Linked DNA regions of Mus musculus: all the other regions are linked to region 1. Evidence: chromatin loops called from intact Hi-C (ENCODE). Cell type or tissue: left cerebral cortex. All regions are shown on one strand. Region 1 holds the start of Rab2a (RAB2A, member RAS oncogene family). Region 2 holds the start of Chd7 (chromodomain helicase DNA binding protein 7). Region 3 overlaps Rab2a (RAB2A, member RAS oncogene family). Region 4 holds the start of Gm42253 (a long non-coding RNA gene). Region 5 overlaps Rab2a (RAB2A, member RAS oncogene family).

Region 1 (5,000 bases):
CTACACAAATACCTATAAAATAAGTCTGGAATAAACACCAGGAAAACTATATAAATTGAGAAATATAATCCAGAAAATAAGCAGTTACTTCTAACCAAGGTACCAGGTGAATACTGGCATATATAAGAGGTCAAGATATGTTGATTCTGCAGGCATTATGGAAGGCCGGGGCAAGGCTTTAATTAAAAGATTAACAACATTTCTTAGGGAATGATAATGGCAGAAGGCAGGCCAAACAGAGGGAGGAGGAGGGAGCAAGGAAGCCTCAGAAGCCAGCTATTGGGCTCACAGGCAACAGCAAGGTGATGCAGTAGGAAAGAATGCTACAAGAGCAGGAGGTACTTTAGTTCACTGAGGACCAAACTAAAGCAAGAGCTTGACAGAGTAGTTCAGATGAAACTGAGGCTAAGCTATACTAGTTGAACTGGAGTGTGGACCAAGTGCTATCTACAGCCCAGTGAGCAGTCAAAGGCCAGAACTAGGTCACACCAGAATGCCAAGAAAGGAGTGTCTTCCCTTCAAACCACAGGGACTGTTTACGGATGGGGACCATTTCCTGAGAACAGAGCGTCAGCTAGTTAGTATCTGTCCTCCCAGTATTCCCTGCACATTACTAAATACTAATAAAAACACGATACCCTGCAAATACTCAATCTAAATTGTGCTGCTGCTGGGACAACCAAGTGGTCAGTTATTCCTGTTTCACACACCCAGGCACACTGTAGTTAGTCTGACATCTCCAATTTTACTTGTTTTTTTTTTTTTTTTTTTTTAAAATAACTCAGTGCTTTTATTTTAGATACCACTTTTCCAGTTTACAAAATATGGCTTTATCCAGTACCTTGCATAGAAAACCATCCAGTTTCCTTACACACACACACACACACACACACACACACGGCTGAAAAACTGTATTAACTGCAGGAAGTTTGTGTTAGGTAGCAATCAACATACTTCCAGAGTTACTTATAGAACCTGCTACATCATAGGGCAACCTCAAGATGCTTCTACATTTACAAAGTTGTGTAAGGGGTCCAGGTTGTGCAACACTCACCACTGAAATCAGACTCTAGTGTATTAATAGTTTTAACACCTAAATAAGCTTTACGTTTATTATTAGATTCGAAATATGGCCCAAATCGCAGGTATTCAAAGTATTTCATGAACAGCTTGCTTATTTGCTTCAGAAACTTATGAGGATGCTATTTTTAAGTGGGAACTTTTTTTTCCTTTTTTTTTTTGCTACAAATGTACACGAGGTCACCTGAAAATTAACAGTTGTGATCCTGGACTTGACAAAACCGAAAAAAAAGAAAAAAAAATCAGTAGTAAGTCAGCATACCCACAGTATGCTCACACCCAGCCCACTGACCTGCCTTGCATTACTATCAAGTCAAATAATGCCAGCATACACGTGGCAAAAGTCGCCAGAGCTCAATGGTGCTTTAATGATCCCGAGAAGAATTGCCCTGCCATCGAGTCATGTGATCTCACTTATTCGGACTTGGAGATTGAGGATATTTCCAAAAAAATTTAGGTTTTTTTCTTTTCCTTTTTTAATTTTTTTTTTTCCTCCCCAAAAGGCTGTCCCACTTCAGGGTGCGCCTTGCCAGGGCCTAGACGGAAGCGTGCAGGTCGGGGAGGTGGGACCAGGGAGAAAAATCTGGACCGGGGCCCGTCACGCTCCAATTCGTTCGACTTCCCTCTCTCTCCCCGGGCCGCGGAGACAGTCGAGGCGGGGGCCCCCCGGGGACGGCCGTGCTGCTGTCACACTCTCCGGGAAGTGGCAAACGGCTGCCGCGGGCCTGGCTGCAGCGGGCCCGGGCGGAGCAGGGAAGGAAGGCCCAGGCAGGCCGCGGCCGCTCGCAGCGCCCACGTCACCAGCGCCAGCACTGCGGAAATGGAGCGGCGGCCAGGGGACCGAGGGAGGATGGGAGGAAGGGAGGCGCTGCGCCCCCGACCCGCGCCGCTCGGCGCCGCCGCCGCCGTTTGCCCCGCCTGCCCGCCCCGGTCGCCCCCGGCCCGCCGCCGGCCTCACCTGTGTCGCCGATGATGATGTACTTGAAGAGATAGGCGTACGCCATGGCCGCGGCCGCTCCGTGCCAGGCTCACGGCTCCTCCTCCCGCTGTGCGCCTCCTCCGCGCCCTCACCGGCGCCGCTCGGCCGCGAACCCGGGCCCCGCCCGCCGTCGGTCGCCGTCAGAGCCAGCAGCAAAGGCCGAGGGGCAGCGGGACGAACTGACAGCGCCGAGCGCGGAGCACAGCGGCCCAGCCCTTCGGAACAATAACAGCCGCGGCGCCTCCGCCCCGCCTCCGCGCCGACCCGGAAGTGCTGCCGCCGCCTGCGCCGCCGGAGGAGAGGGGAGGAGCCGCGGCCGCGCCCTCCGGTCGGAGTCCCGCCTACCCCGGAGCCCCGCCTACCAGGCCGGGGCTCGGGGAGTCGCGAGGAAACGGAGCCTGCTAGGTTCAGTCGCCGCCCTCTCTCTCTCTCTGTGTGTGTGTGTGTGTGTGTGTGTGTGTGTGTGTGTGTGTGTGTGTGTGTGTAATCGTGGTATGTCCCTATAATGCTGTTATGTCGCTCTTAAAAAGATGTAAAAAAAAACCCAACTGTATAAATATTGAAGTAAATATACATTTGCATGCTGTTTATCAGACCAGGATTCTAAGTGCAATGTTGTGTATAGGTGTAATGTGTACAATATATGGCTTAATCATGTTTTGTGTATGTATTGTACGAAAAACTGAAATAAATACAGAAGCAACATGAAAGGAAATACCTGGTATGACATGATGGAATTAGTAAAAAACATATGTGTGTGCATGCAGTTTGAAGGTACTTTTGCCTTTGAATATATTCTGTATATATTGCCAGTGCTGCCAACTAGAGGCAAACCCAGTTCTTTAAAAGCCCAGATTTTAAAGAAGGTGGAGGACAGAGTTAGTTTACTATCTGAAACAGTTTTCTAGAGAGCCCACTTACAAGAAAGTGACTATCAAAAGGACAAAGGTTACTACAAGTAAGCCATGCATTTATAATCTCAGCACTTGGGAGATAGAGGCAGGAGGATCAGGAATTCTGGGTCATTCTTTACAACACTGAGGGGTCAAGCATGAGACCCTATCTAAAAAAAAGTGTGTCCCCAAAATGTACAGATAAAAGCACTTGCCATGCAAGCCTGTCTTGAGTTCATTCTCTGGAAACCACAATAGAAGGAGAAACACACACACAAAGTGAGAGAGACAGAGAAACAGAGAGAATATAGCAGAATGATGTTCGTGGATCTGTTCAGGAAATTTAAGAGTTGTGTAAGGAAGCTGATTTAATGCTTCCATCTCTCTTCTGTTGCTGGAGGAGGAATGAGTGGGCTTTTGTGGCTTTCGTGGCCAGCCTCCTGCTGACTGTCATCCCTTCCCTTGGGAATCAACCATTCTGTGATTATAGTTGATGGTACCATGCTAGGATGACTGAAGTTGGTTGCTACTTCATTTGCACAACTGACAAGCAGGACCTCACTAGGTTTTTCTTCATTACTAGGGAGGTGGTTTGCTAAAGGCTCAGGAACTTGATGTGAAAAGCAACTGAAAAAAATGGGGTTCACTGGTCTTTGGGACCTTCCCCGGGTGCTTCAGGCTTGAGGCTGTTTTGCCTAAGGGACTTCACTCAAGTCATCTTTTCTGGGTGTCTGTTCAGAAACTCGGGTCCTTACTCTCAGAGTGTGGTCTTTACTATCTCAGCTCCCGAAGGACAACTCTGTAGACTGTAGGAGCCTAGCCTCCTTTGTAATCAAGAACAGTCCCTAGAGCAGACAGCTAGCCAGAGAAGTTGTGGCAGGCCATGCAAGGCCTTGTGTGCTGAGATATACACATATAGAACTCTATACAGGAGACACAGGGAAATTATGAAGGGAAAGAGGTACACAGAAAAAACCTCACAGCCATATATACACAGTGCTAGAGGCAATGTGGTGGTATAAAGAGCTTAGGAAACCTGGCTTCTGGTCTTGACTCTGTCCTGATTGGATGGTTGTGACAAATTGTTCTTGCCTTTCAGTGTATGGATCTGTACAAGGCTGAAGTTGGTCATTTAGGAGGGCTGCTTTACATTGGAATGTGCTTGGCTGTTTGTCTGTCCAATCTCCAGATGTAAATGTACCAGTTAAGGTAGTAATCCTACCCCCCCCCCCCACCGTGAAGATACCAGGGCTATACAGGTGTCCCAGGTTCGTGTTCCTGTACGGGGCTGCTCTCTTTTAGTGCGCAAAGATTGCAGAGGCCACTGCACCACAGCAGTACGATCAAGTGTGAGTGGGGACCTGATTTTCTTTATTTCTGAGTTTTTTGCTAGATTGTTGTGTACATCCAAGAGAGTGGGCATGTGTGTGCTATGGCCCTCTACCAGGCCAGCGTACAACTTCTTGGAATTGGACTCTCCCAAAACACTTGGGTCCCAGGGGTCAAATGCAGATTGCCAAGCCTGGTAGCAGGTGTCTATCTGCTGAGCGGTCTCACCAGTCCAAGCACTTGATTTTCATATCTTCCTCTGAGCCTCAGATGAGGGTGGTAGGTGCTTTGCAGATTCAGTGTATTGGCTGGAGATAAGGCTCAGTAGAAGGCTTACTGTGCAAGCATGAGGGCTTAAGTGTGGATGCCCATCACTGGAGAGGTGGACACAGGCGGATCTTACAGATCAGGGAGTACAGACAGCTGAATTAGTAAGCTCCAGATTCACGGAGAGACCGTGCCTCAAAACCCTAGGTAAAGAGCCAGTGAGGAAGATAGCCAGTGCTGATCTCTGACTCCTGACGCAGATGCACACGCGCTGGGACACACATGCACGTGCGGACACACGAAACACAAACTGAAAAGTAAGAAACAACATATAGAAGAAAAAAATTAAATATTGTAAACATTATAAAAAAATAAAGCTGAAGGTTGCTGCTCAGTATTGCAGTACTGTCCCCGGAAGGACTAAAGCCCCGAGGTTCCATCCCAAGCAAAGT
Region 2 (5,000 bases), 150 kb before region 1:
ATGTGGGTTGCTACTTTTCTTTTGTCCATTGTCTGTTCAGAAGAGGGAAGAAGAAGGGGGAAAAAAAAAAAACTAGTTTAAAACCCAGGCGTGAACAGTCTCTAAAAGTGACCTCCAGGGAGAACCGCGCTGCCGGGCCGGAGCTCCTCCCGGGCCGCCGGCTCCACGGGGGCGCTCACAAAGCGGGCTACCGGGCCAGAGTTTGGGGTGCGCTCCCACGGCGCAAGGCTCCTCGAGGCAGAGCCATCCGGAGAAAGGCGACTCGGGAATGATGGCTGCTCGGGGCCAGCGGCTCCTTCCCCGGAGCCTCCTGACCAGTCCCCCGCCAACCGGCCGCCCCCTCCCCGTGCCACTCAACCCGCGCCGCCTCGCCCACCCCGCACCGCGCCCCGCCGCGCCCCGCCCGCGCCCCCAGCGAGCCCTGTCCCCGGTGCGAAGCAAACAAACAACGCGTTCCCCGCCACCCTCCTTCCTCTCTCGCTGACCGCTCGGCCTCCAGCCACCTCGGCCGCTCGCGCCCCGAGCCGGCTCTCCGCGGGGCCACCGCGTAACCCCGGCGCTCCGGGGCCACCTGGCGACCCCCGCCCCCGCCCGGACCCCCGACAGGCTGGGGGGAGGGGAGCGGGGACGCGAGTTGGGATCGCGGATTAAAGTCGCTATTATGCCGCCGCTGGCGGCCCGGCCAGCTCGGCAAGGTGGGGTCCCCCGGTCGCCCGCCCGCACTCGCCCCAGCCCGGCTCCCTTTCTTCTCGTCCTCGCGCACTTGGGAGCTGCCGGGGAGCCCCAGGAACCCCTAGCTGCGGGCTCGGAACTCTGCGACCGCCGCCGCCACCGGCTGGGCTCGGGACGCCCCCCGCGCCGCGTGTTCGCGCCACCCCCGCCCCCGCCCCACGCGGCGCCCCGCGCACTTTCCCTGCCGCCGACCCACCTCGCCCGTGGCCGTCCCCGCACGGGCTAGCGCCGCCGCGCCCGCAGGGACGCACTTTGTTCGCGCCGGTGCGGCCGCCGCTCCCGGCGAGCGCGGCGTGGTCGGGCCGGAGCGGGGGGCGGGGGCGAGGCGGGGGGCGCCGCCGTCCCCGAGCCCCGCGCTCAGCGCCCCGCGCCCGCGCGCCCGCCGCCGCTCGCGCCGGAGTTGGAACCCAACTTTTTCCTCCTTCCCTTTTCTCTCGAACGCAGCCGGCAACTCGTGCTCGGTGCCGGCGGGAGGAAACGCGCTCGCGCTCCCCAGAGCGCAGACACGCTCCCTCCTGTCCCCGTCCCCCCCGACGCCGGCAGCACAACAAAAAGCCATTTACATGCGAGGAAGTGACCCTCGGCCGCCCCGCGCGCCCCCGCCGCCGCCGGCCCCGCGGACGCAGGCAAAAGTTGGGGCGCGGGGCGGCGCTCGGGCCGCGGGTTCGGGCCCCGGCGGCAGCAACGCAGGCGACCGGGCGGGCGGCGCTACGCTCCTGCCGACCGCGGCCCCCGCGCACCTCTCCCCGCGCCCCGCACACGCCCAACTCCCCTCTCGCAACTCCGCGCGGCCGCGGCCCGGCACGGTTTCCTGCCGCCGCCCCTCCCGGGGGCGCCGGGGAAGTCTGCGCTCACCGGCTCGCTCCTTCGCTCGGGCTAGTCAGCCGCCGCGCGCCGTGGGGAACAAAACGCAGAGCGGCTCCGGAGTTGGCTCGGCGGCCGCGGCCGGGGGCTGATCCACGGACGCGGAGTTGGCCGCGCGCGGACGGGGCTCTGGCGAGTTGCGGGGTCTCCGGGTCCCCGGGCCGCCTCCTCCGCGGCGCTCCTTTGTGTAATTCCACTCGATTCAAGTTTAATCCGATAGTTCCCGAGCACGAGCGCGTCCGCACCACCACGGCTCAACCCCCGCGCCGCCGCCGCCACCGCTGCCGCCGCCGCCGCCGCCGCCGCCGCGGCCCCAGCACGCCAGCGCCTGCGCGCGCCCTGCACGCCGCGCGCACGAGCCTCCCGGGCCGCGCGCGCCCGCGGCCGGCTCTCTCCGCGGCGCGCCCGCGCCCGCGCGCCGCCACCTGACGTCAGGCGCGCCTGGCATAATTTATGCAAGAATTCGGCCGGGGTGGCGGAGGCCGCGGAGAGGCCGAGAGAAGGGGGCGGCGCGGCGCGGGCGGCCGCCCCTTCCCGTCCCGCCGGGCGCCGGCGCAGCGGGCGGGTGTCGGTCCCGGTGCGCGGCCGCCGCAGCCTCTCGGGCCGCCTGCTGCCAGCGCTCTCGCGCGGGTGCAGAGGGTGCCACGTTTCCGCGCAGCACCTTCCCGGAGCCGCGGTGCGCCGCCCTGGGGCAGGAAGCGGAGGCCCGGAGCCCGTAGTGACCCCCCGCCACCGCGAGGGGTGGCCAGCCCGGTGCGGACCGAGGAGGCTAGGGGTGTTTGGGTGTCTCTTCTGTAATTATCCTTCAACTTGAGATGATTTTCCCACACGAAATACCTAGGATGGACGCCTTTCCTTTCAAATAGATCCATCCCTGCCTCACCACTTGGCTTTAACTGACGTCCTCGGTGATAGGACAGCGGGATCTGCCACTAAATCAAAAAGTTTTAACTAGAGAGCATTGATTTTAGTTGAATTTGTTAGCATGCCAAAAAACGAAGGGATAGCGCAATGGTTATGAAACAAAGAAATAGGATGTGTGCCCATTTTTAAACGTGTCAGAACTGGAGTGTTTTCATCATTCCTTCGCCAATGTGGCACTAAATATCATCTTCCAGCTTTGAATAGCCGACCTTCTTGCCCATTTCTCTTTCCGGTACAAGATGAATATTAACCTTGAAGACATTTTTTAAATTAGTTTCCCTCTTGTGTAATAGATATTTAAACATTTACTAAGCATCTTTTGTGTGTGAAACACGGAGCAGATTTATAAACGGTCAACAATTGTAAACTCCAGTATGGTTTTATTAGGCTAAAGACTGCACTCACTTATAAATAAGGAAGGAGGTTATACAGCCAGCTATGACAGCTGTGTAAGTGCTATTGAACTCAAAAATCGTAGAGAAAAGGCAAAGCATGCTAATCTGGCCCACTGATGGTTGTACTACTACTGAGCTTAGAATCACACAGTTTTATATGGACAAATGACTTGCCAAAACTGCTTCATTTATACTGCAGCTTAATCAGTTAGACATCTATCTCCTAATAGAAATAGTTTTACTCTTTTTTTTAAAAAATTTTTTTACAATTGTTGCTTATTTAAGTGCATTGATTCTGGTTTTCTTTCGCCATAAGTTGGATTTCTAAAAGAAACATAGTCATCAAATAGTTTACAGATAATCAGAAGAAAACATTAACACTACAGGGAAAAAAATGTGACATTGAAAATCTACTTTTTTATAGCTCCAGTATCATAAACCAAAAATCACAAATCTAATGTAAGTCTTCCACTTATAATAAGTTTATATCCCTCAAAGTAAAACTATCATAGATACTTGGGGGGGAATCTCACTTGTCAGACTCGCATCTATTTCAAGACAACTTACAAGCTAAATAATATGACCTCTACATTTAATGAAAGTATAACGTTTAGGCTCCAAGTGACTATGTGGAGGTCTCCTGTTGTGTCCTTGTGTATTTCACTAGGACGTTGGGACACTAACTTTTGTAATGTGCCAAAGATAAACACAGTCAGTGTGGGACATATCAGCCACATCTCCCCTCCCTGACTTAATATCCTCCTTATCCGGGAAGTCCGGGTTAGAAGTCCAGGCTTTCAGAGGTTCTGCTGGTGCAGAACTCCAAGGGCCTTGAAAACCCGAAGACCCTCAGGCGCAGACCTAGGCAGCTTTGTACCGGCTAAGCCTCAGCTCCCACCCACCCCCCACTACCCTAAGCCTGGAACACTCTTCTCTCCGTTTGCTTCTTTCTTGAAGTTTTCCCAAAGAGAATCATTTGAATTCACAAGCTTTAGCTTTAAGTATGCAAATACCTCAGGGCCAGATAAGGGTCACTCACAGCCAAATGTAAACTCCTGCGGAAGAGTTGCTTTTCTTCCCAGCACCCAGCTGAAGCTACCCCATTGACAGATTTTTACATTCTTTTCACATTGGATTGTAAGAGGTTCCAGGCTTGGTTCTAGGCGCTTGGCGTGAAGCTAACAAGGTTCCACCCTTTGCCGTCTAGTTGATTGGTAGTTGAGATTCAGTGAACAGAAAGAACAATGGGAGGTCTACATCCTCGAAGAATTAGGGCTTGCTTGTCCAAGCTGCTCATGCCCTGAGGGCAGCAGAAAGGTGTTATCGACCTAGGAGGTAGGGCTCTAACAGATGGAGTGGGAACCCATTGATTGCAGTTAGGAAACACAAACACATGACCTGTGGCTAACAGAAAAGGGAAAGCCACTTCCAAGAACTCAGAGAGATGGAACTCACCAGAGTAAGGCTAAGCTCTGCTTAGACAAAAGTTTGACTGTATTGGGGGAAAATAACCGGAGTGAACACTTTATGACAGAGAGTCATTTGCATAAACAGAATAACGGAGACGCACTCAAACTTCTAGAACATCTACTAAAACTTAAGCCCTATCAGTCTCTCAAATATTTTAAAATCTAAACTGTTTTTTTTTTTAAATTTTTCTCGTTCCGGATGGTTGTGAGCCACCATGTGGTTGCTGGGATTCGAACTCCAGACCTTCAGAAGATCAGTCGAGTGCTCTTACCCACTGAGCCATCTCACCAGCCCCTAAACTGTTTTATAAAGCACACTATTTCCAGTATAGAGGGACTGAAAATTGTTCTACATCCACATTTACCAAATTTCTGTTCCTTTCTCCAGTCAAGTCATTTGCATTAAATTATGATGCCGTAATCCCACTGAAAATATGTAGAAAAAGAGGCATACATAAGGATGTTGTGTACTGAAGGAAACACCAAAACCAAAGCCAAAAGTTTTCTTTCTTTTTTTAAAATGTGTTTTCCTGTGCATTGGTGTTTTGTTTGCAGGGTGTCAGATTCCCTGGACCTCCAGCCATATGGGTGCTGGGAATTGAACCTGGGTCCTCTG
Region 3 (5,000 bases), 67 kb before region 1:
AAACTGTGTTCAAAATAACACGAGAGAAAGCTATGCCAACTGTTAATTATGTATATTTATTTGGTCTTCTGAAAAATGTGTTTTGCTCTAATTAGAGTATTTCCAAATTGAGAATTGCCTTCTTTCATACCAGCAGAGACCATGTTGCAAGAGTCCACAGGCCATGCATTTATTTTGGATATCTTACTCCCCAAAGAATAAGTCCATGTGGGTAAACGCAGGTTTCCTTTGCAACTGAGGTAGTTTACATTCTTTTTCACAGTTTGCAATGGATAAACAGGGCCTTTTATTTTAGTCCAATTCCGTAAGTGATACTCTACTAGCATATGGCACCTAACTGAAGTGCTCCACACACAGGTAACATAAGCACCTACCTATTGTACTCTATGTACCATAACTGAGCACCTAACTGAAGTGCTCCACACACAGGTAACATAAGCACCTACCTATTGTACTCTATGTACCAGGCTTTCAGAGAGACGATTGCTAACTAATGTGCCAATGGATGACCAACTGAACCATTTTAGAAATAAAAAATAAATAATAAAATCAGGACTCCAAATACTAGGTAGATGTCAATTCAAAGTTAGTGTTTAGTGAACAATATTTGCATATACATACCTCATTATTAATGTCAAAGACCCCTTCTTGGATTTTTTCATAAATTTCTTTTGCTGTGTTAATAAATGCCTGAAATATAAAGTAGAAAAATTGGTTTATATTACTCAAAATTACAACAGTAAAGAAACATTATACACAAGCTCTACAGGACTGGAGAGATGGCTCAATGATTAAGAGAGCTTACTGCTCCTCCACAGGACTTGAGCTTGATTCCCAACACTCACACTGAGCGGGTCACACCGGCCTGTAACTCCAGCTCTAGGGAATCCGATGCCTTCCGCTGGCCTCTGTGGGCACTGCCCTCTAACCAGGACGCTGAGAAAGAACTCTTGAGGGGTAGATAAGCTGCCTCAGATGGAGGGTAAAAGTACTTGCCATAAACGCTTGATCATCTCAGCCTGATCCCAAAAAAGGAGAACAGACTCCACAAAGTACCTTCCATACCGAGGCATGAGTGTGCCTGTATACACACACACACACACACACACACACACACACACACACACACACACACAAATGTTCTTGACAATATCATAACAATTGGTACATAAAAATTAATTTTTTGTATATTTCTATTAATGACAAAACCTTGATCACCACAATAGATGCATAAAAATCAATGATAAACTTCAACAACTTCTCATCCTGAAGCCATCCAGTAAAGCTGGAAGAGAAGGGAAAGCTCTTGAGTGATGCAGTATCTAAAGCGCAGTTCTCAACCTTCCTACTGCTGTGGCCTCCTTTAATACAGCTCCTCGGCTTGTGATGTTAGTCCACTGCTACTTCATGACTCGAGTTTTCCACTGTTCTGAACTGTAATGTAAATGTCTTATACGCAGCTGTGATGTGCGACCCACAAAGGGGTGGAGACCTGCAAGCTGAGAACTGCTGATGTAGGACAAGGCACACTTCATGGCATCCTCCCTGGGAAGACCAAAAGCTTCCCTCTAACCTGAGGACGCAAGGATTCGTGCCAAACTTCATTTGAGTCACAAACACTATTTATAATAGCCAAAATACAAAACAACATGAAGTATTCCTGCTAGTGAGTGAAAACTAAAAAGTGGGCTTCTGCTGGAACATTTAGCCATTGAAAGGATGAAGGTTTAGTCTTCACCCTTTATACTGTGGTTGACCCCTGACAAACACGCACAGAACATACGAGACATATATAACTTGGGCTGGAGAGACATATGAGACATATATATTTGGGGCTGGAGAGACAGCTAAGCAGTTAAGGGCACTGGCTGCTCTTCTGAAGGTCCTGAGTTCAATTCCCAGCAACCACATGGTGGCTCACAACCATCTATAATGGAATCCAGTGCCCTCTTGTGGTGTGTCTGAAGACAGCTACAGTGTGCTCATATACATCACATATAATTCAATCCCACTTATATGTAATGTCAGAACACTCAAAGTCACAGGCAGAGAAGCCAGCATTAGTTACTGCAGGTTAGGAGGGGGAAGGAGAGTGAATGTCCACTAGCATTTCTTTGTGGGGGTCTCAGAAATGTTCTTGAATTATTACACTGTGGTGATAGCTGTGCAATTCTGTAGATAATTAAATTTAACTAAATGTACAATGAAAAGTGTAGCTTTTATGGTAAGTGAATTCTATCTCCAAAGCAAATTATCACCAAGGAGGGGAAAGAATGTCTTAAGAAATGTGTGCAGGAGAACCCATTTAACTAGAGACTTTACACACGCCAACATGTTTGCGCTAGCTGATTTCAGAGGACAATGTTCTACATGGGACTGCTTTTGCCATACTTAATATGCAGTCTGAAAGACAGAGTCACAGTCAGGCCAGGAGATGGCTCAGCAGGTTAAAGTGTTTATTATAAAATCCCAAAGACTCAAATTCAATCCTGGGAACACATTTCAAAAGCCAGATATAGTGGCCCATGTCTAGCAATGGCAGCATTCCTACAGTGAGACAGAAGGCGAGGCAGCAGCTGGGATCTATGTGTGCAGCACAGTGGCAGAAAGTGCAATGCACGCACACATAACTCATGTGTGCTCGCTCTCTCACATCCACTCTCTCAATACATCTATAACACTAAGAAGAAGAGACTCAGGGTTTGGATGATAAAGGGACACTGTTCACATTGAAGAGTTCTGCCCTGGGCTACACAGTGCACTACTACACTGAAGAAAATTGGGACGAGTATGAGAAACTACTCATCAAATTACGCCTGTAAATTATTCACAAGTATCCTATGTTTATGTAGTCTATTTAAGGTATTTTATGTGAATATCATCAGTGCTACAGAGGGTGCTCAAACTCTGATAGGGTCTAAACTATCAGATTTGAGAGAAGTAGAGTATTAACCAGTGTGATGAGGAAAGACGTCTTCAAGTAGTATTTTATGAAAACTCCCAGGAGGTCTTCCGAACCACCAGCACAGATCTGATGGACTCTTTAAGTGGTAAAGGGCTCACAGAGAGGTAGAAATCCTACCTCTCCTCATTTAGACACTGGAAACATTTGACGGCTGAAGTTGCTATCGTAGCTTTTGCTTCCAATTAACAGGACTGTTACGTTTTCACCTTCAAGGCCTTACAGCTCCCCAGAGCAATCAATCTACGGCAGCTCAATTACTGTACCAAGCACACCCCAGTCAGCAAAGGAGATCGGAACGACTGTGGCAGGGACACGGCGGTATGAATATGCATACATTCTAAGTGGCCGATCAATTCATTGCAGAGGGTCATGAGAATTTGCCACAAAATAATGAGAATAATTAATCACTGATGAGTCACAAGGCACTTAGGACGCAAGCACGGTTTTCATGTGTGTTGGCATTAAGGTGAAGGGGAAACTGGTTTTCAGCCAACTAAGAACTGGTCCATATTCTTCAAAACTGAAGTTATCCTTATAAATAAGTAAAAATTTAACTTTATTGCTAACAAGTCAATTACAATGATGGCTTCAGAAACCTAGCTAACTGAATTCAAAGACACAGACTCTGTGAGGCTGCAACTCTATTGGAGCTAACACAATCTCTCTCAGACAGACTACAAGGTTCCATATATGTAGGGCACCATTTATGAGAGGGCTAACATTGCCAGACAAACTGTAAGGTCCTACATATGTAGAGCACCCGCATGTGCATGCTAGCACAATGCCAGACAGACTACATGTCTCATAGATATAGAGCACTATGTGTGAGAGGGCTAACATTGCTAGACTTCACAGAAACAAGCAGTGCTAATCGTAACCTAGTACAGAGAGACTCATCCAGTTAAACAAACTGTTGTTTGGCTAACTTGTTGAGAAATCATATTAAACCAGGCACAAGAAAGCTATGCTATGTAGAAATTTCCAAGTTACTATACTAATTTTATCCCCTAAGCAGTATTTACTACTTTATTACACACTTTAAAAAGCATAGTTGTAACACATTTGAGATGTATTTTATATCTGGAAGGCATGAAATTAATTTTCTTTGAATTGAAATATATAAATGGTTATAAATTTTTCATTATCATTCAGTCTCTCAATGGAGTAGTTGTTGAATAATGCCACCTCTAACTCTAATTTTCTGATTAAACACCGAGGACATTAAATTTTTTTCTACCTAAGTACAATATAGAAAATATGATATAAATGCAGTTTTTGATACTTCAAAATGAACATTTACTATATACTATTGGTGACCAGTGACTGATTTAACGATGCCTTGGAATGTGAAATCCAGCACGCCACACGCAGACATCAGCACACCAATTTTGAACTGGCTAGCATGAAGATTCTCCAAATACAATGAATATTAACCAGCACTATTAAGACTCATTGGTGATCATACAAACTTCTAAGTACTGGAACCACACAAAAGTTCTCTCTTTTCAAGATTCAAAATTTTTCAGTAATGAGAAATATTCAAGGATATACTAACAAACTGGCTGGGGTTAAAATAATAATTTTGATGGACATGGCTCAATGGTTAAAAGCACTTGGTGCCCTTGCCAGGGAACCTACGTTTAATTACCAGCACCCACATGGCAGCTCATAACTGTCTATAATTCCTGATTCCAGGGGATCCAATCTCTTCTTCTGACTTCCACAGGTATCAGAAGCACACATGGTGAACATACATACATACATAAATGTAGAACACTCATACATACAAAATAAGAATAAATATATATTTAAAAATGCTAATTTCACTCTTCATTTCTTATCAATCTTCACAGATATTTGTCAAGTGCTAGTTCATACTGTCAATTTGACAAGCGTTAGGGCTACCTAGGGGACAAGCCTCTGAGCACAGCAGTTAGCGACTGTCTAGATTAGGTTACCTGAGGTGGGAAGCGCATCGTCAGCTGGCAGCAGCATTTTATGGACTACTGTTCTGGACTGAATAGGAGGAACAGTT
Region 4 (5,000 bases), 110 kb before region 1:
AGTCTGAGCTAAAATAAGTGTTTCTGACCATTAAGCTTCAATCCGAAATTCATTTTATAAGCCACACATGTCATTGCTAAGAGATTTATAATTTCAACAAAACACACTAATTTAAAACTTATATCTTTCAAAAAACCAAAAAAAAAAACCCAAAACAAAAAAACTTGTCTTAAAACTTGTATCATGTTATGTATATATAAAATTTCTTATAAACTTGTAACCCAGCATTCTAAAAAGAAAAATATAGCAATTATAAATATATTGACAACCCAACCAGGCTACTGATTATTTGTTGGTTTTCTGTGCCATCAGTGTGTATGCTAAAAGGGTTATTGTCCTCTGATCAGATACTGCCAAGATCACCCCAGAAACTCGGAACAATGTGAGCAGGAAGCTACTGGGGAAATGAAGTTGGGTAGAACAGCCAAAAGAGAGGTCAGCACACTGCGGTACTTAGGGCTAAGGGCACGGATTCTCTAATCCTCATTTTTGGAGAAGAGAAGGAAGCCACTACACTAGACCAGGAGACAGGGAGGTGCGGCAGCCCCTGGAGAGTCGCACCGAAAACTGAAAACAATGTCAAACTGAGTACAACAGGGTAAAGGTTAGGATCGAACCTGGCACTAAAAACCCAGCAGACAGAGCACTGAGTGGATTTTTTTAGAAGGTATTTTTTATCCTGAGGGCCACAACGATTCCTTTAAAAGATTTTAAACGGGAGGGAAGTGATCGGATTAAAAGGAGCACCACCCATTTAGTCCACTGTAGTGGTGGGGGAAGGGTTGAAGCGTGGGACACGCGCAGTGAGCAGGTAACAGCGGGGATCCGGGTGGAAACGCCGGGCGCGCGCACCGAACCGGAGGGAGCCCTGAGCGGAAGAGCAGACGAAAACGGATTCTGGGGCTGGATGAGTTGGCTTGAGGGGCTGATGACCAAGTAGAGATGTCATGGCTGAGATATGAAACTAGGTCTGAGGATCGGTGCTGAGCTCCATGTGAAAGAGATGTTCAGCCTCCAAGTGAAATCGCCTGGGTTTCAGAACAGAGGTGGTCTGGAAGCAGGAGGGCGCACGGCTAGTGGGACAAGATCGGCGAGAGGATGCAGAGTCGCCTGCACAGCCGAACAATATTTATTTTCTTTTTCTTCAAAAATACTCGGAACCCAAGACCAGCAGTGAGATAGATAGGTAGGGGCTCCAGCGTTCTCGTTGAGGGACGAGAAATGAGATTTTTGGGGTAGGAGTTGGTCACCGTGAGTCCTAGAAATAATCTTCCGCTAACACGCCTGTGGTGCCCACAAACCAACTCAGAGCATCGAACAGTTGACACAGAATCTTGATCAAATAGATCCCCGACCCCCGAGAAGACTATATCATAGAAACGTGTTTGCTTTAAAAAAGTATCGCGCTTGTTTCTTCCAATTCCAGTATTTAAACAGTTGAGTGACCAACTTGCAATTTTAATAAATACCGCATTCAAACTATGCATCCACTTTCAAAACACTGAAACTGAAGATAGTCGTACTCTACCAGTGAGTGCAAACTTTCCCGATTTTTGCCCGTGGAAGGTTCTGGGGAATCGCTTAAGAACACGGCCGGTGCCCCAGGTTTGCTAAGCCGCGGACTGAGACAGCACCCGCAGCCCGGGCCCGCACCACTGGCTCCTCCCAGCCCATTCCCCACCTCCGCTAGCAGGTCCCCCACGCCCCGCCCTTCCCACGGCCCCGCCCTCCCCAGGGCTCGGGGGGGGCGGATCCAGGATGCCCATCGCTGATTGGCTAGCTTCGCATAGCCCCGCCCCAGGGCGCGCGCAGGAAGCGGTGCGGACACGCGCGGCGCGGCCCCGCGGGGAAGCGTCCGCGACCCTCGTTCGGGCGTCCTTGACCTGCCTCAGGCGAGGCTGCGTCCCGAGAGCCCTCCTGCCTTCGCCGCCCGCCTCGCGGACCTCCGGGCTCTGGTCGAGGCCGCCGCCCGCGGTGCCCGGATGTCGCGGGCTTAAAGGGCCAGTGCCGCGCAGCCGCCGCGACGTGCGCTCCGAGCGAGCGGGCGGCCCGGGCAGCCTGAGGAGGCCCGGCTTCCGCAGCCGGCCGGTCCCTGTGATTGGCGGAGGCGTCCAGAATGCTGCACGTCGTAGGTTCCGCCTTTGCCGGGTCAAAATGGTGCGGGCGAGGCCCTGCACTGGACGGCCCGGGCCTGGCGATCGGGGACCCTAGAAAGGGAACGCTAAGTTGTTTGAGATCGCGGATAGGGGCGATGGCGTCGAGGTGCGGTTTAAAAATTATACGGTCCTCAACAGGAAAAATAAAATTGTTGTGTTCGACATTAAAGATTTCTTTTAAAATGGATATTAAGGGATTTCACAAGGGCCAACTTGTAAAAACAACTCGTTTTGTCTTTAAGGTTAATTAGAACCTGTGACAGTTCGTTTAATTAAGCAAAATTAACTAGTCTATTAAAAAAAGTGTGTGCGTGTGTGTGTGTGGTGTAGATATAGAAGAAGGTTTATTTCTTAATGCTTGTTTTCTACGTGGGTAAAATTGAAATGAGACCGAATAGCTTTCCGAGTTTGTTTATACTGTTAAAATACCTTGATTCTGATTCTAGATTTAAAATTTTAAGATGTCCTTTTGTGTCTGAAATCCTTAGAACAGGTGAGACTTTTCAAAAAAACCCTTGAAATGACACTTATTGTATTGTTTTTGAAAAAATTTATATGGAATTTGTTTTAATCGTGTTTCTAATCATTTAAGTCCAATATTGGAATAAAGGGAAATTAGAAAGTACCGAAGCTTGAAGAGTAGCCCCGTTTCTGAGCAAAGTGAAAGGATTTTCTTTTACCCTAAAGACGTCTCCTAGGTGCTGGAACAATAAGATAAAGAATAGTTTAGGGCCGGGCGTGGTGGTGCACGCCTTTAATCCCAGCACTCAGGAGGCAGAGGCAGGCAGATTTCTGAGTTCGAGGCCAGCCTGGTCTACAGAGTGAGTGTCAGGACAGCCAGGGCTACACAGAGAAACCCTGTCTCGAAAAAAACAAAAAACAAAACAAAACAAAAGAATAGTTTAGATAGAACACTGACTAATAACAAGGTATGGTATGTCTGTATGAAATGCGATAATGAAACTTGACACTGTGCCTCCTAACTTCATAAATTAATAAAAGTGACTACTTTTTCTATTTTTACTCCAAGTATCAAAGTAGTAGATTTTATTTAAAATGAAGGAGTGAAAAGACAATGAAGAAAAAGAGAAACACAGGAAATAAGATATGAATAAATGGAAAATGTTCAGAGAACTTAGGATAAATTCAGTATTTGCTTATCAAGAAACTGGATAGAGGAAAATTACTCTGAAGTTAAAACAGGCTTGTATGAAATGGTGTTTTAGCTTCATGCCTTCTTCAAAATATAAAATAACTGGTTTCATTTAATTGAATACTCAATGAGAATTAAAGACATGGAAATGACAAAAGCAGGAACAGAAGCCTCCAGAAAAGAAGATGAAGTTAATGACACGCTTCATTTCAAGAGACATGAGCTCATTTCCTGTTAGAGGGATTCCTCCCAAATGAGGTTTGGTGCTAAATAAATTTATTTTACAGACCTTCCTTAAATCTGTGCTGGGGGGTGGGAGGAGACGGAAATGGAAAATGGAAGCGATAAGAAATGTAAGGGAAAATGTAAAAGATTGCAGCTTCCTTTAATGGCAGCCCTGGCCACTGCTGCCACCGCTGCTACCTCCTCCCCCCTCCTCCCCCCTCCTCCCCCCTCCTCCTCCCCCCCCCCCCTCCTCCTCGGCCATTACAGTATAGGGATAAAAAAGCTGAGTGGGTAATGGAATGGCTCAGTGGGTAAAGTCACCTGCTACCAAGTCTGGTAGTCTCAGTTTGACTCTCAGGACTCACATGGGAGAAGAGAAAATGGAGTCTTCTAAACTTGTTCTCTCTTCCACATGCTCACCATGTCAGAAGAAGTGTTATATTCCTGGAACTGGACTTACAAATGGCTTGTGAACTGCAGTGGGAGTGCTGGGAATTGAACCTGGGTCCTTTGGAAGAGCAACCAGCTCCCCAAATAGTGTTTTAAAACCAGCTGATACTGGCTAGAGAGATGGCTCAGTGGTTAAGACCACTGACTGCTCTTCCAGAGGTCCTGAGTTCAATTCCCAGCAACCACATGGTGGCTCACAACCATCTGTAATGGGATCTGATGTCCTCTCCTGGTATGTCTGAAGACAACTACAGTGTACTCATATGCATAAAATAAGTAAAAAAAAAAAAATCAGTTGGGACACACACATATTTTCTTGGTATTTTTTTAATTTGTTTATTTTATTTATGTGAGTACACTATAGCTGTCTTCAGACACACCAGAAGATGGCATCAGATCTTATTACAGATGGTTTTGAGCCACCATGTGGTTGCTGAGAATTGAACTCAGGACCTCTGGAAGAGCACTCAGTGCTCTTAACTGCTGAGTTAAGCAACCCTGGTATTATTATTATTATTATTATTATTATTATTATTGTTATTTAAAAGTAGTTGAGTATGGGTAGTTCACACTTGTGATAATCCAAAAGTAAACGACAAAAGGTTGTAGTTATCCCCAGGAGTGAAACAGGAGGAATTTGAATGAAGTAAATTTATGAAAATTTCTACCATTTAAATGAATTGATTTTTGTAGGTAAACTGCTTTTTACTTGTGAGCTATTGAGTGAATGGCTGAAATGTAGAGCTGACTTGGAGTGAAATAAAAGCCACTGGTAAGTACAAGCAGCAGCTGATATGCTACAGTCTACTGTTTGCCCTGCAAATAGGTCTGCACTTGGGTCAGGAGCTTGGTCTTGGCAGCTCACATATAACCATGAGTTATATATATAGTAACGTTATGTATGGAAACTTTGCTGTGTGCCAGATACTGTGCTAAGCATCTTTTTATGTTCTGTCAAACATTTGAGAGGGCATGCAAGGATTACTGCTATGCCTATTTGAAATGTGCAAACTGGA
Region 5 (5,000 bases), 54 kb before region 1:
GTGTTCCATTATTCTAACTCAGCCGTTGTCAACTAGGACTAGTGACACTATGGACCAGACAATGGTCCTCTGCAGTTCCCTCTAATCCTCTTTTGTCCCTAAATCCACCTTTTATGAACGAAATCATTCAGCTGGCTAATAGTAAACAGTAAATGTATAGATTATATAAGCTTATTTCCACTTAATGCTGAAACAACAGTGGTGTTATGTTTTAAATATTCTAATTCCTTCAAAGGAAATATAACCCACATATCTTGGTTTCTACTTGTATTACAAAAAGCACATCTTTGTTAAAATATATAAAAGGAAACAACAGACTCATTTCTAAAGACCAACAAGATTCCACTGGGACTGAGCCAGTACATAATCATATAGACTTAATTTTCTAAAAAGAACTCATAATCAGATGGTCCATTAATCAGAAAATAGGGACATTTATGAATCACTTATCTTTTATCTTAATTATCTTTAAATGCACCATACATGTTAAGAGATGATTCATATGTGAGACATTTACTCATTTGGCTGTTTATATAGCCGGGACTTTAAGCATAGGGTCTCCAACAGGTAGGACAATGTTTAACCATTAATACCCTGACTTTGAATGGTTTTGCTCTTCCAGCCACACATGAGACTGCTTAGACAACTGCAGTGTCAATTTTCCAAAATGAGCTAATGGATAAATGTGTTTGGCTTTCAAATGGCTTTTACTTAATGATACAATTAATTCTGCTTAAAAATATTGCACACATGGGGGTTGGGGGCTGGAGAGATGGCTCAGCAGTTAAAAGTACGTGTTCTTGTAGAGGACCTGGATTTAGTTCCCAGCACCCACAAGGCAGCTCAAACCATCTGTAACTCCAGCAACAGGCATATATGTGGGCAAAAGACCACACATAAAAATTTAAAAATCTAAGAAAAAATAAAAAGTATGCCATATAGACCATGAATAAATAGTTGGATGTCTTACCTTCAAATCAGGTCTCTTATTCCATACATACTAGCTGTCTTTTTGTTTTTATGAATATTAATCTAACATCTTCAATTACTGTGGAGACATTCTCTATCTATCTATCTATCTATCTATCTATCTATCTATCTACCTATCTACCTATCTACCTATCTATCTATCTATCTATCTATCTATCTATCTACCTATCTACCTATCTACCTATCTATCTATCTATCTATCTATCTATCTATCTATCTATCTATCTATCTATCTATCCACCTATCCACCTATCCACCTATCCACCTATCCACCTATCCATCTATCCATCTATCTATCTATCTATCTATCTATCTATCTATCTATCTATCTATCTATCTATCTATCTAATACAGGCCTGAATATTAACTCCATCTTGTTTGGTACATGGTAAACACATTTAAGAGGGACTGAACTACAGAAAAAGGTACTCTTTTTGCAAAAGGATACGTGAAAACTCCAAGTGTCACACTTAACATAATTTTATTAACCTAGTAATGTGAAAATAAATTTAGTATTCAAGAATTTATAAAGTATAATTTAATCTTTAGATCCCCCTAATAAAACTTTATAAAGGACCAAATTTAAATGAAGTTGTTATTAGTATTTTAAAAGAAGATTTATTTCTATTTCATTGGTTTAAGTGTTTTGCCTGGATGTGCGTATGTGCAGCACATGTGTGGCTGCTCACTGAGGCCAGAAGATAGCATCAGTTCCCCATAACTGGATTGACACAAGACTGTGAATCACCATGGGTGTTTGGAACTGAACCCAAGTCCTCAGGAAGTGCCAATGCTCTTAACTATTAAGTGACTTCTCCAGTCACAAAGTTAGTTATTTTGTTTAATTTTTTTGATCAACCTTTTTATTGAAATAATTGTCAACTGATATAAAATTGTATGAAGTAATACAACCACCCAGTGGCTTTTCCTTAGTTTTCCCAATGGTGACTTCCTAGGAAATTATAGTACACTATTTACAAACAAAATACCAAAAAAAAATATAGTAAAACAGAATAAAGATTATTATTGTAGCATGTTGTGTCAGTTGTATAGTAATGGCCCCTTAGGCTCATATATTTGAATGCTTAGTCACCATTCAGGGAGTGCAACTCTTTGGTAGGATTTGAAGGATTAAGAGGTGTGGCCTTCTTGGAGGAAGTGTGCCACTGGGGGTTTGAGGTTTCAAAAGCCCATACCAGGTTCTCTTCCTGCAGGCTGTGGATCAGAGCTCTCAGGAAGCAGAACTCTCAGATACTTCTCCAGCACCAGGACTGCCATGTGCATGCCCGCCATGCTCCCTGCCATGATGATAATAGACTAAGTCTCTGAAACTGTAAGCAAACCTCCGATCAAATGATTTTTTTTAATGGGTTGCCTTGGTCACAGAATCTCTTCACAGCAATAGAACAGTGACTAAGATAGACTCTTAAGTGTTGTCTTTTTATAGTCTTAACACTTCCTCCCATGCAACACCCTCCTGCGTCCTGGCAGTGATTCATCTGTACTGTGGACTCTGCGTTCATCACCTGAAGGAAAGAGGGCAGAAGAAATCACACAGTGGACAAGGCTTAGTGTTTAAGTGAGTTTAGTTACCTGGAGCTTCATCCAGTATTTTCATATAACAACAGTTTTTCCTATTTTATATTTTAGTAAGGAAGTTTCCTTAGACCCAAAAGGTGCTTGCTAGGTTATTTCTAGCTTGGGAGTGTTATGAATGAAGCTGTTATGAATATCGGCCTATAGGTTGCTGTGCAGACAATCATTTCTCTTAAGTGCCCATGGGTATAATTGCTATGTTGACTGGGAGCTCCATTTTAGTGTAGACTGCTGAGGTGTTTTCTAGAGTGGCTGTGTTACTCAGTCCTACCATCCATGTGAGTGCTCTCCACCAGCATATGGTACAGTCATCCCTGGTCATCTGGGCTACTTTGATCCCTATCTCCTTAAAGCCTCATTTGTTTGAGACAATGTCTTGCTATGGAGCACTGGCAGGTATGGAACTTAAAATGCAGACCAGTCTCCAGTAGGGGTCATCTGCCTCTGCCTGAGTGCTAGGATTAAGGCGAACACCACCACCACACAACTGATTTTTTGGTTTTAAAGTCTAGAGTTAGTCTTTTATTGGATCTGGGCTTAAAGAGTGTTTTATCTTGGTATGTAGAACTGTCATTTTTTTTTTTAAACATAAGAATGCTTTACAGAGCACAAGTTCTGAAAGGTCAATTTATTAATTTTTCCTTTTAAAAGAGTTATTCCTTTGGAGGTAAGTATCTGCTAAGATATAAAACAGCTCAAAGTTTTATACTTGCTTTCACAAACCACTGCTGAGTTTATTTTCTTGTATAACATGTGAGGTTCCTGGGGTTTACCTTCCACTGCAGGAGCACTCTTTGTTATTAGGTGCTCTCATCACTGTGCACCCTGTGCCTTTGTTAAGTCAGCTGTTTCTGTGAAAAGATTTCTAAGCTACTTATTACTCTGCTCTCCCCATACTCATATCTAGCCTTCATGAGCTCCGGTCTTAGTGGTCACAGCTATGTGACACCTGAAACAAAGTAGTGAGACTCACCCTGTTTTTCCTTCCAGGTTGTTTTGGTTACTGTAGTCCTTTTGCATCTCTGTATGTATTTTATATTATTATTTTCTACATCTACTAAAAATGGAATTTGCTTTGATAGAAATACTTTTAAACCTTTATGTCAACCTGTAAAGTAAGTGTCGTTGTTTTAGTCAGTGTTCTATTGCTGTGAAGAGACACTAAGGCCATGGCAAGTCTCTGCCTTTTTTTTTTTTTTTTTTTTTTTTTTTCTGAGACAGGGTTTCTCTGTGTAGCTCTGGCTGTCCTGGAACTCTCTCTGTAGATCAGGCTGGCCTTGAACTCAAGAAAGAGCTCCACTGGGCCTAGTGTAGGCTTCTGAAATCTCAAATCCCACCCCCCAGTGATGAGGCCACACCTACTCTAACAACTAGAGGTCAACATTGGTTGTCATCCTTAGTTCCTTTTCAAGCTCAGTTTTAAAGGTTTTTTGAGACAAAGTCTCTGTGTAGCCCTTGGCTGTCCTGGCCCTTGCTCTGTAGACCAGACTGGCCTGAAACTGAGATCTTCCTCCTCTGCCTCCCAAGTACTGGGACTAAAGGTGTCTGTCACCATGCCCAATTCTACCTTACTTTTTGAGACCGTTATCTCTCAGTGAACCTAGTACTCACTGATTTGACTAGAGTGGGTGGCTCCTGGGATTTGACAGTTTTTGCCTTCCCCAACTCCCAACATTGGTTTTCAGGCATGTGTGATGAGTCTGGCTTTTCTGCAGATGTAGTAATTCTAACTCAGGTCCTTTTGTTTGCAAGTCAAGCACGTGACCCACTGAGTCGTTCGTATCTCTAGCCTGCTACACCGATTTTTAAATTTACAGCTAAGCATTTAATTTTTGTGATTATAGATGATACTGAAATGTGTACATTTTTCCACTGTCAGTACTTGACAGAAATATAGTTATTTTTTGTATTTATCAAGTGTCTACCAACCTTGCTGAAGTACCCTTAATGATTCTAGACTTTTACCTTGTAAATTTCTGGAGATTTTCCTACTAATGTAATCATGTCACTCACAAAAACAGTTTTGGTTTTTCTGTCCTGAGCTGTACACCCACCCACCCACCCACCCACCCACCTTCCTTCCTTCCTTCCTTCCTTCCTCCCCCCTCCCCTCCCTCTCTCTCTCTCCCCTCCCTCCCTTTTGTATTAGTGATATTAGCGTGCATGCTAGCTAGACCATCCATTAACATATTCAATAGTGCAATTATGACCAGACATAGACACTTTTTCCTTGTTCCTGAATTGAGGGACAGGGCATTCAGCTTATCATTAACTTTAGTTATGGTGTACAAACACACACACACACACACACACACACACACACACACACACTCTCTCTCTCTCTCTCTCTCTCTCTCTCGCTAACATGGTGAGGAAGTTCTCTTCAAGTTTATTTTCTGAGATTAAAATGAACA

What was found. A loop is a pair of places that touch in the nucleus more often than their neighbours do. Peaks named below come from ENCODE experiments on the same cell type or tissue, not always from the same donor. Only the 100,000 strongest peaks of a DNase experiment are listed, where the experiment ranks them.
Region 2: it touches region 1 in a loop (7-fold over the local background); 6 of 42 quality-filtered maps call a loop at or near these places.
Region 3: it touches region 1 in a loop (6-fold over the local background); 5 of 42 quality-filtered maps call a loop at or near these places.
Region 4: it touches region 1 in a loop (5-fold over the local background); 11 of 42 quality-filtered maps call a loop at or near these places.
Region 5: a loop joins it to region 1, with 2.2 times the contacts of the local background. A loop is called at or near these places in 7 of 42 quality-filtered maps.

What each region holds. Positions count from the first base shown.
Region 1 is chr4:8,532,947-8,537,946 of GRCm38, reverse strand. Rab2a (RAB2A, member RAS oncogene family) reads right to left here and starts at 2,303. Exons shown (of 8, transcript NM_021518.3): 1 at 2,039-2,303. The coding sequence starts at 2,084. In left cerebral cortex, a CTCF peak has its summit at 2,890; DNase peaks (open chromatin) are centred at 1,719, 1,821, 2,274 and 2,834; H3K4me3 peaks cover 2,799 bases; H3K27ac peaks cover 2,005 bases.
Region 2 is chr4:8,687,363-8,692,362 of GRCm38, reverse strand. Chd7 (chromodomain helicase DNA binding protein 7) reads right to left here and starts at 1,957. Exons shown (of 38, transcript NM_001277149.1): 1 at 1,588-1,957. In left cerebral cortex, CTCF peaks have their summits at 162 and 2,315; DNase peaks (open chromatin) are centred at 296, 1,279 and 2,068; H3K4me3 peaks cover 2,519 bases; H3K27ac peaks cover 1,609 bases.
Region 3 is chr4:8,600,064-8,605,063 of GRCm38, reverse strand. It overlaps Rab2a (RAB2A, member RAS oncogene family), which reads right to left. Exons shown (of 8, transcript NM_021518.3): 7 at 622-690. Among named protein-coding and RNA genes, the nearest start is that of Gm42253, 42 kb to the left of the region's middle. In left cerebral cortex, a CTCF peak has its summit at 1,972 (motif pointing left); no DNase peak of the experiment used is centred here.
Region 4 is chr4:8,644,306-8,649,305 of GRCm38, reverse strand. Gm42253 (a long non-coding RNA gene) reads left to right here and starts at 4,460. Exons shown (of 4, transcript XR_881099.1): 1 at 4,460-4,756. Gm8273 (predicted gene 8273) reads left to right here and starts at 1,849. Exons shown (of 1, transcript NR_168732.1): 1 at 1,849-2,343. In left cerebral cortex, no CTCF peak of the experiment used is centred here; DNase peaks (open chromatin) are centred at 1,062, 1,762, 2,019 and 4,900; H3K4me3 peaks cover 2,535 bases; H3K27ac peaks cover 1,804 bases.
Region 5 is chr4:8,586,911-8,591,910 of GRCm38, reverse strand. The region is part of intron 6 of Rab2a (RAB2A, member RAS oncogene family); the gene reads right to left. Among named protein-coding and RNA genes, the nearest start is that of Rab2a, 54 kb to the right of the region's middle. In left cerebral cortex, a CTCF peak has its summit at 3,031 (motif pointing right); DNase peaks (open chromatin) are centred at 2,437 and 2,724; H3K27ac peaks cover 1,369 bases.